Regions from separate parts of the Homo sapiens genome. Here region 2 is linked to region 1. The links are chromatin contacts, found by Hi-C or POLR2A ChIA-PET in ENCODE. All regions are on one chromosome and are shown on one strand. Each heading gives the region's core, a stretch centred on a gene start or an enhancer-like site at or near the end of the contact. The rest is flanking DNA. Distances are from core to core; before and after follow the strand shown. Region 1 has its middle 36 kb from the start of LSM14A. Region 2 holds the start of PDCD2L (programmed cell death 2 like).

Region 1 (7,079 bases), core at 883-3,382:
TCAGCCCCCCGCCCGGCCAGCCACCCCGTCCGGGAGGTGAGGGGCGCCTCTGCCCGGCCGCCCCTACTGGGAAGTGAGGAGCCCCTCTGCCCAGCCAGCCGCCCCGTCCGGGAGGGAGGTGGGGGGGTCAGCCCCCCGCCCGGCCAGCCGCCACGTCCGGGAGGGAGGTGGGGGGGTCAGCCCCCGCCAGGCGAGACGCCCCGTCAGGGAGGGAGGTGGGGGGTCAGCCCCCTGCCCGGCCAGCCGCCCCGTCTGGGAGGTGAGGGGCGCCTCTGCCCGGCAGCCCCTACTGGGAAGTGAGGAGCCCCTCTGCCCGGCCAGCCGCCCCGTCCGGGAGGGAGGTGGGGGGGTCAGCCCCCCACCCGGCCAGCCGCCCCGTCCGGGAGGGAGGTGGGGGAGTCAGCCCCCCGCCCGGCCAGCCGCCCCGTCCGGGAGGTGAGGGGCGCCTCTGCCCGGCTGCCCCTACTGGGAAGTGAGGAGCCCCTCTGCCCGGCCACCACCCCGTCTGGGAGGTGTACCCAACAACTCATTGAGAACGGGCCATGATGACAATGGCGGTTTTGTGGAATAGAAAAGGGGGAAAGGTGAGGAAAAGATTGAGAAATCGGATGGTTGCCGTGTCTGTGTAGAAAGAAGTAGACATGGGAGACTTTTCATTTTGTTCTGTACTAAGAAAAATTCTTCTGCCTTGGGATCCTGTTGATCTATGACCTTACCCCCAACCCTGTGCTCTCTGAAACATGTGCTGTGTCCACTCAGGGTTAAATGGATTAAGGGCGGTGCAAGATGTACTTTGTTAAACAGATGCTTGAAGGCAGCATGCTCGTTAAGAGTCATCACCATTCCCTAATCTCAAGTACCCAGGGACACACACACTCTGCCTAGGAAAACCAGAGACCTTTGTTCACTTGTTTATCTGCTGACCTTCCCTCCACTATTGTCCTATGACCCTGCCAAATCCCCCTCTGCGAGAAACACCCAAGAATGATCAATAAAAATAAATAAATAAAAAATAAATAAATAAATAAAAAAGAATATATTTTATTGGCTGGGCACGGTGGCTCGCACCTGTAATCTCAGCACTTTGGGAGGCTGAAGCGGGCGGATCACCTGAGGTCAGGAGTTCGAGACCAGCCTGGCCAACATGATGAAACCCCATCTCTGCTAAAAATACAAAATTATCTGGGAGTGGTGGCGTGCGCCTGTAATCCCAGCTACTTGGGAGGCTGAGGCAGGAGAATCGCTTGAACACGGGAGGCGGAGGTTGAGCCGAGATCGCGCCACTGCACTCCAGCCTAGGCAACAAGAGTGAAACTCTGTCTAAAAATATATTTTTTTAAATTTGTTTTGTATCAAGAAAAAAATACGAAAACATAACTTTATTGTAGCAATCTAATGCAGGTGTCTTTTAAAACTATCTTTTATTTCCAGATGGGACTTGGGAATTTCTTTGTTTTATTTTTTAAATACATTATCTTTCACAAACTCGGGGAGGAACAACTGTTTTTTAACCAAAAACTCCTCACCCAGGAACAAGCAAACTGCCTGAGAGCTGCATCTATTTTGCAATAGTGCCCCTGAAGCGCGCACGACGCCGCAGGGTAGGCGTCCCGCTCCTGACTGGACTCGTGGCACGGTCCTAAATTTGCAGAGGGACCCAGGGAGGATCAACCCACTCGACACTGGCAATGTCCCCACCTTCCCTAGCTGCAAACTGAAACCAGCAGCCGAGCCTCCCGCTCTAGAGGCGCGGCGAGGGGCGTGGCCGCGGCTGGGGTGGGGCTAGGGGCCGGGTCGTGCCCCCCGAAACTGGGCCGTGCCCCCCGCCCACCTCACTGCGCCTGCGCCCGAGGGCGCGGGGCAGGCTGGGAAGTAGCGTTAAGGTGGTGGTTGGGTGCTTTGCGGGTCACTTGTTGCGCTGCCCGCACGTTTGTCGCGGCTCCTGGATGCCTCTTTGGCCGCCTCGCCTGTTCCGGCTCTCTTATCTGCCCAGTCTTCCCGGCCCCTGCCCCGGACCCTCCTGCGCGCCCCTCCGGCTGCCTGTGTGCGACCCCAGCAACCGGCCCGGGGTCTCGCCGGCGCCGTCAGGTCATCGTCCACCCGGCTTGTTCTCAGCTTACCGAGAACGCCCCAGCCCCTGCGCTCCTCCTGTCTTACTTGTGTTGAGTCATTTAATCCGCTTTGCAATTGAGACATTGAAACGGAGACGCTCAGGAACGTGCTTCAGGTCACAGATCCAAGATGAGTTAGGGCCTGGAATTGAGTCGGGCTGCCTGCCACCATTCCACCTTGCATGTCACACCTGGACGAATACCCTGTGCTTCACCTAAATTCGCCTAAATTTTCACTATTTCTTTTTATTTTCTTTTCTTTTTTTTTTTTTTTCTTGATACAAGGTCTTGGTAGCCCAGGCTGGAGTATATTGGCGTGACCAGAGCTAGCTCACTGGAGCTTTGAACTCCTGGGGCTCAAGTGATTCTCCCGCCTCAGACTCCCAAATAGCTGAGGCTACAGGCGCAGGCCACTACACCCGGCTAATTATGACATTTTTGTAGAGGGGGCGGTCTCACTATGTTGCACAGGCTGGTCTCCAACTCCTGGGCTCAAAAGATCTCCCACCTCGGCCTCCAAAAGTGCTGGGATTACCGGCGTGAGCCACCGCATCCGGCCTGTTCACTATTTCTTTTTTCTTGACTTTCTTCTTTTTTTTTTTTTTTCGGAGGCAGAGTCTCACTCTGTCGCCCAAGCTGTAATGCAGTGGCGCAATCTCGGCACACTGCAACCTCTGCCTCCCGGATTCGAGTGATCGCCTCAGCTGGGATTACAGGTGCCTGCCACCACGCCTGGCTAATTTTTGTACTTTTAATAGAAACAGAGTTTTGCCATAATGGCCAGACTGGGCTTGAACTCCCGACCTCAAGTGATTCACCCTCCTCGGCCTCCGTAAGTGCTGGGATTACAGGTGTGAGCCACTGCGCCTGGCCTGTACACTATTTCTTAATCCCTGCCAGGGCGGTGTTATCTTTGCAGCTGAGAGTTCTAAGTGACTTGACAAAGGACACTAGCGCAACTTTAATAGCAAAGCCTGGGCCATTTCCACCACCACATGTGTGGCCTGTGTTCTTTCCCACACCTTTTAAAATTTTAAACAGCCTTATTGAAGTGCTGGTGTAAAGCCTGTACATATTTAAAGCATACAGTTTGCCTTTTACATATGTGTGTATACATCCCTGAAACCACCACCACAATCAAGAGAATGAACATAAAAGTTTCCTTCTGCTCATTTATAATCCTTCCTCCCAGTCACAGCCTACCGTATCAGTCCCTCAGATAACAGTGAATCTGCTTTTGGTCACCGTGGATTAGTTTGCGTCCTGTAGAATTATATGTTAAGGAATCATATACTATCTGCTTTTTCTCAGGGTAGAGGACAGTTACTGAGGCCAAGGGGTCACTTCATGATGAGCATAGAGGCCAATACTATGGCATGAGATTTTGAGAAAAGGAAAGCTTTATTGCCAGTTGACCAGCAAGGAGACAGGAGGCCAGATCAAGTCTATCTCCCCATGCTGGCCTTAAGGCAGTACATTTATTAGGAAGGTTTAGGGGATGAGTTAGGGATCAACAGGTAGAAAGAAAGGGGAGGTCTGGAAAGTCCTTGGGCATGCACAGTTGTCTCTTGATGGGTTGCATGTGCAAATCCAGGATGCGAGAGTGAATATGGAACATGCTGCGGAAGTTCAGACTGTGATGTCAGCAGCCTCTTTCTGCACAGACTCCAGTTGGCCATGTTGGTTCCAACTGATTTCAGCCAGTTTCGTTCTCTTATAATTAAAGGGAGTTTCTGCAAAATGTTTCTTGTCTTATCTGCCATCATGTAAGCTCAAGAATTCCTGGCGGGGTGTGGTGGCTCACGCCTGTAATCCCAGCACTTTGGGAGGCCGAGGTGGCTGGATCACCTGAGGTCAGGAGTTCGAGACCAGCTGACCAACATGGTGAAATCCCGTCTCTACTAACACCACAAAAATTAGCTGGGCATAGTGGCAGACGCCTATAATCCCAGCTGCTCCGGAGGCTGAGGCAGGAGAATCGCTTGAACCCGGGACAAGGTTGCAGTGAGCTGAGATCACACCACCGCACTCCAGCCTGGGGGACAGAGCAAAATTTTATCTCAAAAAAAAAGAATTCCTGTTAGTCACCTGTTTAACCCTTTGGGGTACGATTTCACTTCTTAGCTCTGTGCTTGCAAAATAATTAGACATCCTGTTATCAAGAAAGTATGGCCAGATAAAACTGGTCTGGAAGTTACACAGTCAAGCTTAACTATTTTGAAATTCACCCATGTTGCTGAATAGATCAGTAGTTCATTTCTTGTCATTGCTGAGTAGAATTCCATTGTATTGATATACTGCAATTTTTTAAATCCATTCCTCCATTGTTCACTTTTCAGTTTCTGGCTATAACAAACAAAACTTCTATCAACATGGGTGTGCAAGTCTTTGTATGAATGTACCCTTTTATTTGGATTAATAGCAGTGAAATGGTTGTGTCAAACAGTGGGTGTATGTTCAACTTTTTAAGAAACTGCCAAACTTTTTCAGATGAGATCAGGTGTGTTTAGGGTGATATGGCCATAGACCCAAACTATTTTTCAAAGTGGTTGTTCCAGACCAGGCATGGTGGCTCATGCCTGTAATCCCAGCACCTTGGGAGGCTGAGGTAGGCGGATCACCTGAGGTCAGGAGTTCAAGACCAGCCGGGCAAACAGGGCAAAACCCTGTCTCTACTAAAAGTACAAAAATTAGCCAGGCATGATGGCGGGTGCCTGTAATCCCAGCTACTTGGGAGACTGAGGCAGGAGAACCAGGAGGAGGAGGTTGCAGTGAGCTGAGAGTACACCACTGCACTCCAGCCTGGGTGACAGAGTGAGACTCATCTCAAAAAAAAGAGAAAAACACAAAGTGGTTATTCCATTTCACATTCCCACCAGAAGTGAATGAGAGTTCTAGATCCATATGTCCAACACTTGTTAGACATTCTAAAAGTATGTAGTGGTATCTTGCTGTAGGTTTAATTTTTATTTATCTAATGACATTAAGCATCCTTGGCTGGGTATGGTGGCACACGCTTGTAATCCCAGTACTTTGGGAGGCCAAGGCAGGAGGATTGCTTGAGTTCAGAAGTTCAAGACCAGCCTGGGCAACATGGCAAAGCCCCTTCTCTATTTTTTTTAATTTTTAATATAAAAAAATTTATACCCAGCACTTTGGGATGCCAAAGTGGGCAGACGGTTTGAGCTCAGGAGTTCAAGACCAGCCTGGGCAACATGGCAAAACCCCATCTCTACAAAAAAATACAAAACTTAGCTGGGCATGGTGGCCTGAGCCCATAGTCCCAGCTACTGGGGAGGCTGAAATGGAAGGATTACTTGAGCCCAGGAGGTGGAGGTTGCGGTAAGCCAAGATCGCGCAACTGCACTCCAGTCTGGGCGACAGAGTGAGACGCTGTCTCAAAAAATATATATATATAAAATTTTAAAAAGACACTAAGCATCCTTTCATGAGCCTATTTTCCATTCATATATATATTTTTGGTGACGTGTGAATTCAAATATTTTGCCCATTTTTAAAATTAGTTTATTACTATTCATAAAAATCTGGGTTTCAGATTTTTATGTTTAATTATCTTTTTTTCAGATATTTGTTTAATTATCTTTTTTTTTCGAGGCAGGGTTTTGCTCTGTCACCCAGGCTGGAGTGCAGTGGTGCAATCACAGCTGGCTGCAGTCTCAACCTCCCAGGCTCAATCAATCCTCCCACTTCAGCCTCCTGAGTAACTGGGAATACAGGTGCAAGCCATCACACCCGGCTAATTTTTGTATTTTTTGTAGAGACAGGGTTTCGTCACATTACCCAAGCTGGTCTCAAACTCCTGGGCTCAAGCAATCTGCCTGCCTCAGCCTCCCAAAATGCTGAGATTACAGGTGTGAACCACTGTGCCCAGCCCTCATAAATATTTCCTTCCCTCATAAATATTTTCTTCCTCATAAATATGGCCTTCATAAATAATGTCCTTTTATTCTCTTAAAAGCATATTTCAAAAGCATTCTTAATTTCAATAAAGTTTAATTTGCCAATTTTTTTTTTTTTTTTTTTGAGATGGAGTCTCGCTCTGTCTCCCAGGCTGGAGTGCAGTGGTGTGGTCTGGGCTCACTGCAGCCTTCACCACCTGGGTTCAAGCAATTCTCCTGCCTTAGCCTCCCAAGTAGCAGGGATTACAGGCACACACTGCCGCGCCTAGCTAGTTTTTGTATTTTTAGTAGAGACGGGGTGGCCAGGCTAGTCTCGAACTCCCGACCTTAGGTGATGCACCCACCAAGGCTTCCCAAAGTGATCTGTCAATATTTTGATTTGTAGCTTTTGTCTTTAGTGTCCTATCTAACAAATATTTGCGTAACCCAAAGATTTTCTCCTGTATTATATTTTTCTCTTGAACTTTTTTTTTTGTTTGTTTTTTAAGATGGAATCTTGCTCTGTCGCCCAGGCTGGAGTGCAGTGGCACAATCTTGGCTCACTGCAAGCTCCGCTTCCCAGGTTCACGCCATTCTCCTGCCTCAGCCTCCTGAGTAGCTGGGACTACAGGCACCCGCCACCACGCCCAGCTAATTTTTTTTTTTTTTTATTTTTAGTGGAGACGGGGTTTCACCGTGTTAGCCAGGATAGTCTCGATCTCCTGACCTCGTGATCCACCCGCCTCAGCCACCCAAAGTGCTGAGATTACAGGCGTGAGCCACCGCTCCCGGCCTTCTCTTGAACTTTTCTAGTTCTAAGTTTTAGAATTACATCCATGATCTACTATGTTAATTTTTATATATAGTGTTAGATAAGGGTCAAAGTTAACTTTTTGCATATAGATATCCAATTATTTCAGCCGTTTGTTAAAAATATTTTTTTTTTTTCTGAATTGCCTTTGCCACTTTGTTGAAAATTAATTGATCACATAAATTTGAGTTTTTTATGGAATCTCCATTCTGCTCATTGACCTATTTATATGTCTTGACACTGATAGCACATGGTCTT
Region 2 (7,124 bases), core at 149-2,648, 270 kb after region 1:
CTACCATTGAACTGATTTTTTTCCCTCCGAAGTTCTGCGTTTACCAGAATGGCGCCTTTTGTGTCTGGCTTCTTCCCATGATGCTTTTGAAATTCACCCATGTTGTGCTGCAGGAATTGAAAAAACTGTATTGTGTGGCTGGGCGCGGTGGCTCACACCTGTAATACTAACACTTTGGGAGGCCGAGGTGGGCAGATCACTTGATTTCAGGAGCTCGAAACCAGCCTGGCCAACATGGTGAAACCCCGTCTCTACTAAAAATACAAAAAAGGCCGGGCATGGTGGCTCACGCCTGTAATCCCAGCACTTTGGGAGGCCAAGGTGGGCGGATCACCTGAGGTTGGGAGTTCGAGACCAGCCTGACCAACATGGAGAAACCCCATCTCTATTAAAAATACAAAATTAGCCAGGCATGGTGGCACATGCCTGTAATCTCAGCTACTCGGGAGGCTAAGGCAGAAGAATCGCTTGAACCTGGGAGGCAGAGGTTGCAGTGAGCTGGGATCACGCCAGTGCACTCCAGCCTGGGCGACAAGAGCGAAACTCCGTCTAAAAAAAAAAAAAAAAAAAAAGCCGGGCGCCGGGCGTGGTGGTGGGCGTCTGTAACCCCAGCTACTGGGTGGGGCTGAGGCAGGAGAATCACTTGAACCTGGGAGGCTGAGATGCAGTGAGATGGCGCCACTGCACTTCAGCCTGGGCGACCCAGCAAGACTCTGTCTCAAAAACAAAACAAAACAAAACAAAAATAAAAACTGAAAAATCTCAAACATATAAAACCCAAATAGAATAAATCTCCATGTGCCTGGCACCAAATTTCAACAATTATCAACTCATGGTCAATCTTACTGTATTTACACCCCACCACCTTAATTATGTAGTAGCAAATCGGAGGTATTTCATCTATAAGCATTTTGGTGTGTTTCTCTAAAAATTAAAAACTTTAACTTTTTAAAAAACTTTATTGTTCTTGTTAATGACTGATAATACCATTATCCCACCTAAAATTTTTATTTTCCGGGAAGGCTTTTTTCTGGTGGCTCACACCTGTAATCGCAACACTTTGGGAGGCGGAGGCGGGAGGATCGCTTGAACCCCAGGAGTTCAAGACCAGTGTGGGCAATATAGCAAGTCCTCGTCTCAGGAAAAAAAGGAAAAAAGAAAGTTAGCTTTTTGGCAAAACTACTTCCTAGTAGATGGTGTGTACTTCCTATCACAGCGCATTAAGGGGCACATAATGCCTGGGACTCCGGGATTTCGAGCCCCTGACGCCAGCGGCGCCTCTGTGGCTCTGGGACCTGAGCGCACGCGCCTTAAAGCCACGCCTCCGCATCGGATCCTAGTAAGGGAGCGGGGTTATCATTTTAGCGTAGCGTTGCGCGTGCGCAGAGAGGCCGCCGTAGTTTGCGTTTTCACCTGGTCGCCCGGCGGCCATGGCGGCCGTTCTGAAGCCGGTGCTGCTGGGCCTTCGAGATGCGCCGGTGCACGGCAGCCCCACAGGGCCGGGTGCCTGGACTGCTAGCAAGCTGGGCGGCATTCCGGTGAGGGCGGGTGCCGGAGCTGGGGTCGATGGGTGCTGCTGAAGGGTGCGGAGGGAGTGGGCGAGGTCCTGGGGGGAGTCGGGGTCTGAGCGCCTCCTCTGTCCCCTCAGGATGCTCTGCCCACCGTGGCTGCGCCCAGGCCCGTGTGTCAGCGCTGCGGGCAGCCGCTCGCTCTGGTCGTGCAGGTGTATTGCCCGCTGGAAGGCTCCCCGTTTCACCGTCTGCTGCACGTGTTCGCGTGCGCCTGCCCCGGCTGTAGCACCGGCGGTGCGCGCAGGTAGGCGGGGAAGTCCCAGAGCTGCTCCAGGGGTGTCCTTTCCAGCGGGCTGGGGCGGGCCGGCGGGCTGGAGTCGGGGTGCAGCCCTCACGGCCCTTTGTCTTCACCCCGAAGCTGGAAGGTGTTCCGCTCCCAGTGCCTGCAGGTGCCAGAGAGAGAGGCGCAGGACGCTCAGGTAAAGGTTGTGATTGGCATGTTATTGTTTTTCTGTCATTTGAGGATATTTTCCAGAGAATAGTTTGGGGCAGACTTTAAAGCCGTGTTCTTTGAAGTACACTGGAGTGTTTTTTGCTTTTCTGAAGAACCATAAAATGCTATTTTCGTAAAGTTTTTTTTTTTTTTTTTTTTTGAGACGGAGTTTCGCTCTGTCGCCCAGGCTGGAGTGCAATGGCGCGATCTCGGCTCACCGCAACCTCCGCCTCCCAGGTTCAAGCGATTCTCCTGCCTCAGCCTCCCTAGTAGCTGGGATTACAGGCATATGCCACCACGCCCGGCTAATTTTGTATTTTTAATAGAGACGGGGTTTCGCCATGGTGGTCAGGCTGGTCTCGAACTGCCGACCTCAGGTGATCCACCCGCCTCGGCCTCCCAAAGTGCTGGGATTACAGGCATGAGCCACCGCGCCCGGCCTTTCTTAAGGTTTTGTGAGAGTTTTTTTTTTCTTCTATTTTACTTTATTTTTATTTTCTAACTCCTTTGTTAAAAGGAGATGGAGGCCCAGCATGGTGGCTCACGCCTGTGATCCCACCGTTTTTTGAGAGGCTGAAGTGGGAGGATTGCTTGAGCTCAGAAGTTGGAGACCAGGCTGGGCGCGGTGGCTTACGCCTGTAATCCCAGCACTTTGGGAGGCCGAGGCGGGCGGATCTCCTGAGGTCAGAAGTTCGAGACCAGCCTGGCCAACATGGCGAAACCCCGTCTCTATTAAAAACAAAAACAAAAAATTAGCCGGGCATGGTGGCAGACACCTGTAATCCCAGCTACAAGGGAGGTTGAGGCAGGAGAATCGCTTGAACCCGGGAGACAGAGATTGCAGTGAGCTGAGATCATGCCACTGCACTCCAGCGTGGGTGACAGACTCCGTAAAAACAAAACAAAACAAAACAAAAGAAAAAAAAAACGTTGGGAGAGCAGTCTGGGCAACATAGCAAAACATCGTCTCTATAAAAAGTAAACAAATTAGCCAGGCATGATGGCCACGCAACTGTAGTGCCAGCTACTCAGGAGGCTGAGGTAGGAGGATTGCTTGAGTCTAGGAGGTTGAGGCTGCAGTGACCTACACTTGTGCCACTGCACTCCGGCCTGGGCCACAAAGCCAGACCCTGTCCCCTGCCAAAAAAACAAAAGGGAGATGGAGACTTCCTCCTGGATTTCTTCAACTTTTTTTTTTAACTGTAAATTGACAGTTTATAATAATGTATAAATTTATGAGGTATAAAGTGATGGCTATGATTCATGAATATCATGTGGAATAATTAAATGAAGCTAGTTAATGCATTCATCACCTCAAATACTTAACATCTTGTGAGAACATTTGAAATTTCCTCTAGCAATTTGGAGATACACAATACTCTTATTTTTTTTTTTTTTTGAGACGGAGTCTTGCTCTGTTGCCCAGGCTGGAGTGCAGTGGCGCCGTCTCTGCTCACTGCAAGCTCCACCTCCTGGGTTCACACCATTCTGCCTCAGCCTCCAGAGTAGCTGGGACCACAGGCGCCCGCCACCACGGCCAGCTAATTTTTTCATTTTTTTAAATTTTTAGTAGAGACAGGGTTTCACCATGTTAGCCAGGATGGTATTGATCTCGTGACCTTGTCATCCACCCACCTCGGCCTCCCAAAGTGCTGGGATTACAGGCTTGAGCCCCTGTGCCCAGCCACAATACTCTATTATTAACTATATTCATGCTGTGCAGTAGAACTTAAAAAAAACCCACATTCCTCCTGAATAACTGAGGTTTTGTATTCTTTGACCGTCATCTCCTTATTCTTCCCGCTCCAGGTTTCTTTCTTCCTTTTTTTTTTTTTTTTTTTTTTTGAGACCGAGTTTCGCTCTTGTTGCCCATGCTGGAGTGCAATGGCACAATCTCAGCTCACTGCAACCTCCACCTCCCGGATGCAAGCGCTTATCCTGCCTGCCTCAGCCTCCCTAGTAGCTGGGATTACAGGCACTCGCCACCACGCCCAGCTAATTTTTATATTTTTAGTAGAGAAAGGGTTTCACCATGTTGGCCAGGCTGGTCTTGAACTCCTGACCTCAGGCAACCCACCCGCCTCGGCCTCCCAAAGTGCTGGGATTACAGGCGTGAGCCACCATGCCCGGCTCACTCCAGATTTTTTTTTTTCTTTGAGATGGAGTTTCGCTTTGTTGCCAGGCCGGAGTGCAGTAGCACAATCTTGGCTCACTGCAGCCTCCGCCTCCCAGGTTCGAGCAATTCTCCTGCCTCAGCCTCCTGAGTACCTGGGACTACAGGCACACACCACCATGCCCAGCTAATTTTTGTATTTTTAGTAGAGATGGGGTTTCACCGTGTAGCCAGGATGGTGTCGATCTCTTTACCTCGTGATCCACCCGCCTTGGCTTCCTGAGGTGCTGGGATTACAGGCGTGAGCCACCACACCTGGCCACTCCAGATTTCTTTAACCACCACTCTACTCTCTACTTCTTTGAGGTTGTTTTAGATTCCACATATAAGTGAATACATGCAGCATTTGTCTTTGTGTCTGGCTTATTTCCCTTAGCAAAATGTTCTCCAGTTCCATCCATGTTGTCACAAATGACAGAATTTCCTTTTTTTTTTTAAGGGTGAAAAATATTCCATTGTATATATAGTAGTTTTTTTAAACTTACACTGAAGGTCTTGAGACACACAGTTTACTGATTTTCCTGTTTGGGAATATATATGGGTGTGTACATATATGTGGTTGTATGTGATAATGTATACGTGTCTTTATAGTAAATATACTTTATGAGAGCTATATATGTATTAACACATTTCATAAGATGAAATCTGAATTTATTGAAAAGGCAGGCAAGTTGGTAGCTGCAGAACACAATTTAGCCTCCCTTTGACTGTAAATGTGTCTTTATATATACACTGAGTTTGTTTGTTTGTTTGTTTGTTTTTTGAGATGGGGTTGCATTCTGGTCACCCAGGCTGGAGTGCAGTGGCATGATCTCTGCCTCTTGGGCCCAAGCCATTCTCCCACGTCAGCCTCCTGAGTAGATGGGATTACAGGCACGTGCCACCATGCCCAGCTGATTTTCATATTTTTTGTATAGATGGGATTTTGTCATGTTGCCCAGGCTGTTCTTGAACTCCTGGACTCAAACAGTCCGCCCACCTCAACCTCCCAAAATGCTGGGATTACAGGCGTGAGACACTGGGCCCGGCCTGCACCCAGTTCTTGATGTTTGCTAGGCATAGTATTAGCAGTACTTAAATAAAAAGTTGAAGACAGTGGTGTTTGCCTATATTTGTCAGGGTTCAGGTGCAGATAATTAGAAAAGTGCTGTTGCTTTTTCTTTTTTTTTTTGAGACCGAGTGTCGCTCTGTCACCCAGGCTGGAGTGCAGTGGTGTGATCTTGGCTCACTGCAACCTCCGCCTCCCGGGTTCAAGCGATTCTCCTGCCTCAGCCTCCTGAGTAGCTGGATTACGGGCACGTGCCACCATGCCTGGCTTTTAAGCTGAGACAGACTTAACACAGGAGTGAGGTTTTTAGTAAGTGGATAGGCTGAAGGAGGAGGCTCCAGGAATGCCCTCCAGAATCACACCTCAGAACTGGCCGTGAAGGAGCTGCTATGCCACCTCTCCTGCTGTCAGGAAGCTTAGGTGTGATCTGGTGAACTAGAGGCTGTCTTTGCCACCGAACCGTTGGCTCCAAAGCCTTGTTCTGTCTGTGTCTACACAATGGCTACCTTTTGCTATGTGGTCTTTCTTTCTACTTCACTCTGTCTCAAGTTCATGTTTCTCTCTAGTAGACCTGATTAGCAGACCCCTAATCATATCTGAAACCCTAGCTGCTAAGGGGTCTGGGAAAGGTAGTTCTTTCTTTTCAGTTCCTGCAATACATGAAGCACAACAGAAAGATATTGGAACGGATGGTTGAATAACCCCTGTACTATATCTGTCACACTCACCCCAAAAAGGAAAGACAAGTATTTTAAGTCACCTCCAACGTGCTTTTGAGTACATAGGGTCTAGAAAGTTTGATTGGAGTGTACCAGAGGGGAAGGGGATGGTGTGAAGGCTCCCTCTGGAAGGCGCGGCGGTGGGTGGCTGGAGCCGAAGGATTAGAATAAACCTCCCAAATGTGCTCGGACCTCATTCACTGAGTATTTTTCCAGAAACAGGGAAACAGCCTTGCAGCTGAGGACTGGTGTGAAGGTGCTGATGACTGGGGAAGTGATACTGAGGAGGGGCCTTCACCACAGTTTACCTTGGATTTTGGGAATGATGCCAGCAGTGCCAAAGACGTAGACTGGACTGCTCGGCTCCAAGACCTCCGCCTGCAGGATGCTGTCCTGGGTGCTGCCCATCCTGTGCCTCCTGGGCTGCCGCTCTTCCTGCCCTACTACATCTGTGTTGCAGATGAGGATGATTACAGGGACTTTGTCAACCTGGATCATGCCCACAGCCTTCTGAGGGACTATCAGCAGAGAGAAGGCATTGCCATGGATCAGTTGCTTTCCCAAAGGTGAGGATGTGTGCTGCTGAGGTTGAGAGGTGACTGGATTGGGAAGCAGCCACAAGAGTTACCCTTCAGTTTCACCACAGGACCTGGGGAAACTTTCAGGCAGAACTTGTATGTAGGACCTTTTTGCTTCACTTCCTTATCAGCCAACTTGAGTTAGCTTGAAAACCCTGCTCTATTTATAATTGCCGTTAAGAAAGTGAAGATGAACAAACAGAAGTTAGAGATGGCAAGTATTTATAGAAGACGCGTTCACTGACTCTTAAATTTTCTTTTATATTTCTAATATGTCTTTATAGCAGAGACAGGCAAGTTAGAAAACTACCATTTGATCTGGGATAATAAGATTGGGGTGAAAAAATGGAAAAAGGAAAAGAAAAACGCCATTTGTTTATTGACTCTTGGCTGTGGCTCCAGAACTGGCCCAGGACCTCAGAGATGCTTTCAGATCCTCAATTCTGTAAAATGAGAGTGATGGTGATATCTCTGTTCTCTGTTTCATCCCATGATTTTTTGAGAGTTAAGCGAGAGGGTAGATCTTGAAAGGCTTTATAAACCAAAGCTCTCTAAAGAGGTAAGAATGATCATTTTTGCTTATTGATTGACTGAGAGAGACA

Evidence for each region. A loop is a pair of places that touch in the nucleus more often than their neighbours do. ChIA-PET counts read pairs that join two places held with the same protein, here RNA polymerase II (POLR2A). Pooled maps may share reads with other maps.
Region 2: a map of B cell shows a loop between it and region 1 (22-fold over the local background). The contact joins the promoter of PDCD2L here to the enhancer-like site in region 1. A Hi-C loop is called at or near these places in 1 of 168 maps with a recorded cell type or tissue (B cell) and 8 of 50 pooled maps. POLR2A ChIA-PET finds 5 or more read pairs at or near these places in 3 of 52 experiments (A549, H1 and WTC11).

The regions. Positions count from the first base shown.
Region 1 is chr19:34,132,704-34,139,782 of GRCh38, forward strand. No RefSeq gene overlaps it. Among named protein-coding and RNA genes, the nearest start is that of LSM14A, 36 kb to the right of the region's middle. RefSeq lists a silencer at 1,656-2,065 and an enhancer at 2,049-2,584. Within about 2 kb of position 2,133, at least 38 of the 41 ENCODE cell types and tissues checked have a DNase peak (open chromatin) inside an H3K27ac peak, as active enhancers do; they include B cell, where a contact is called at or near this core.
Region 2 is chr19:34,403,001-34,410,124 of GRCh38, forward strand. PDCD2L (programmed cell death 2 like) reads left to right here and starts at 1,399. Exons shown (of 7, transcript NM_032346.2): 1 at 1,399-1,538; 2 at 1,649-1,815; 3 at 1,930-1,990; 4 at 6,161-6,510. The coding sequence starts at 1,431.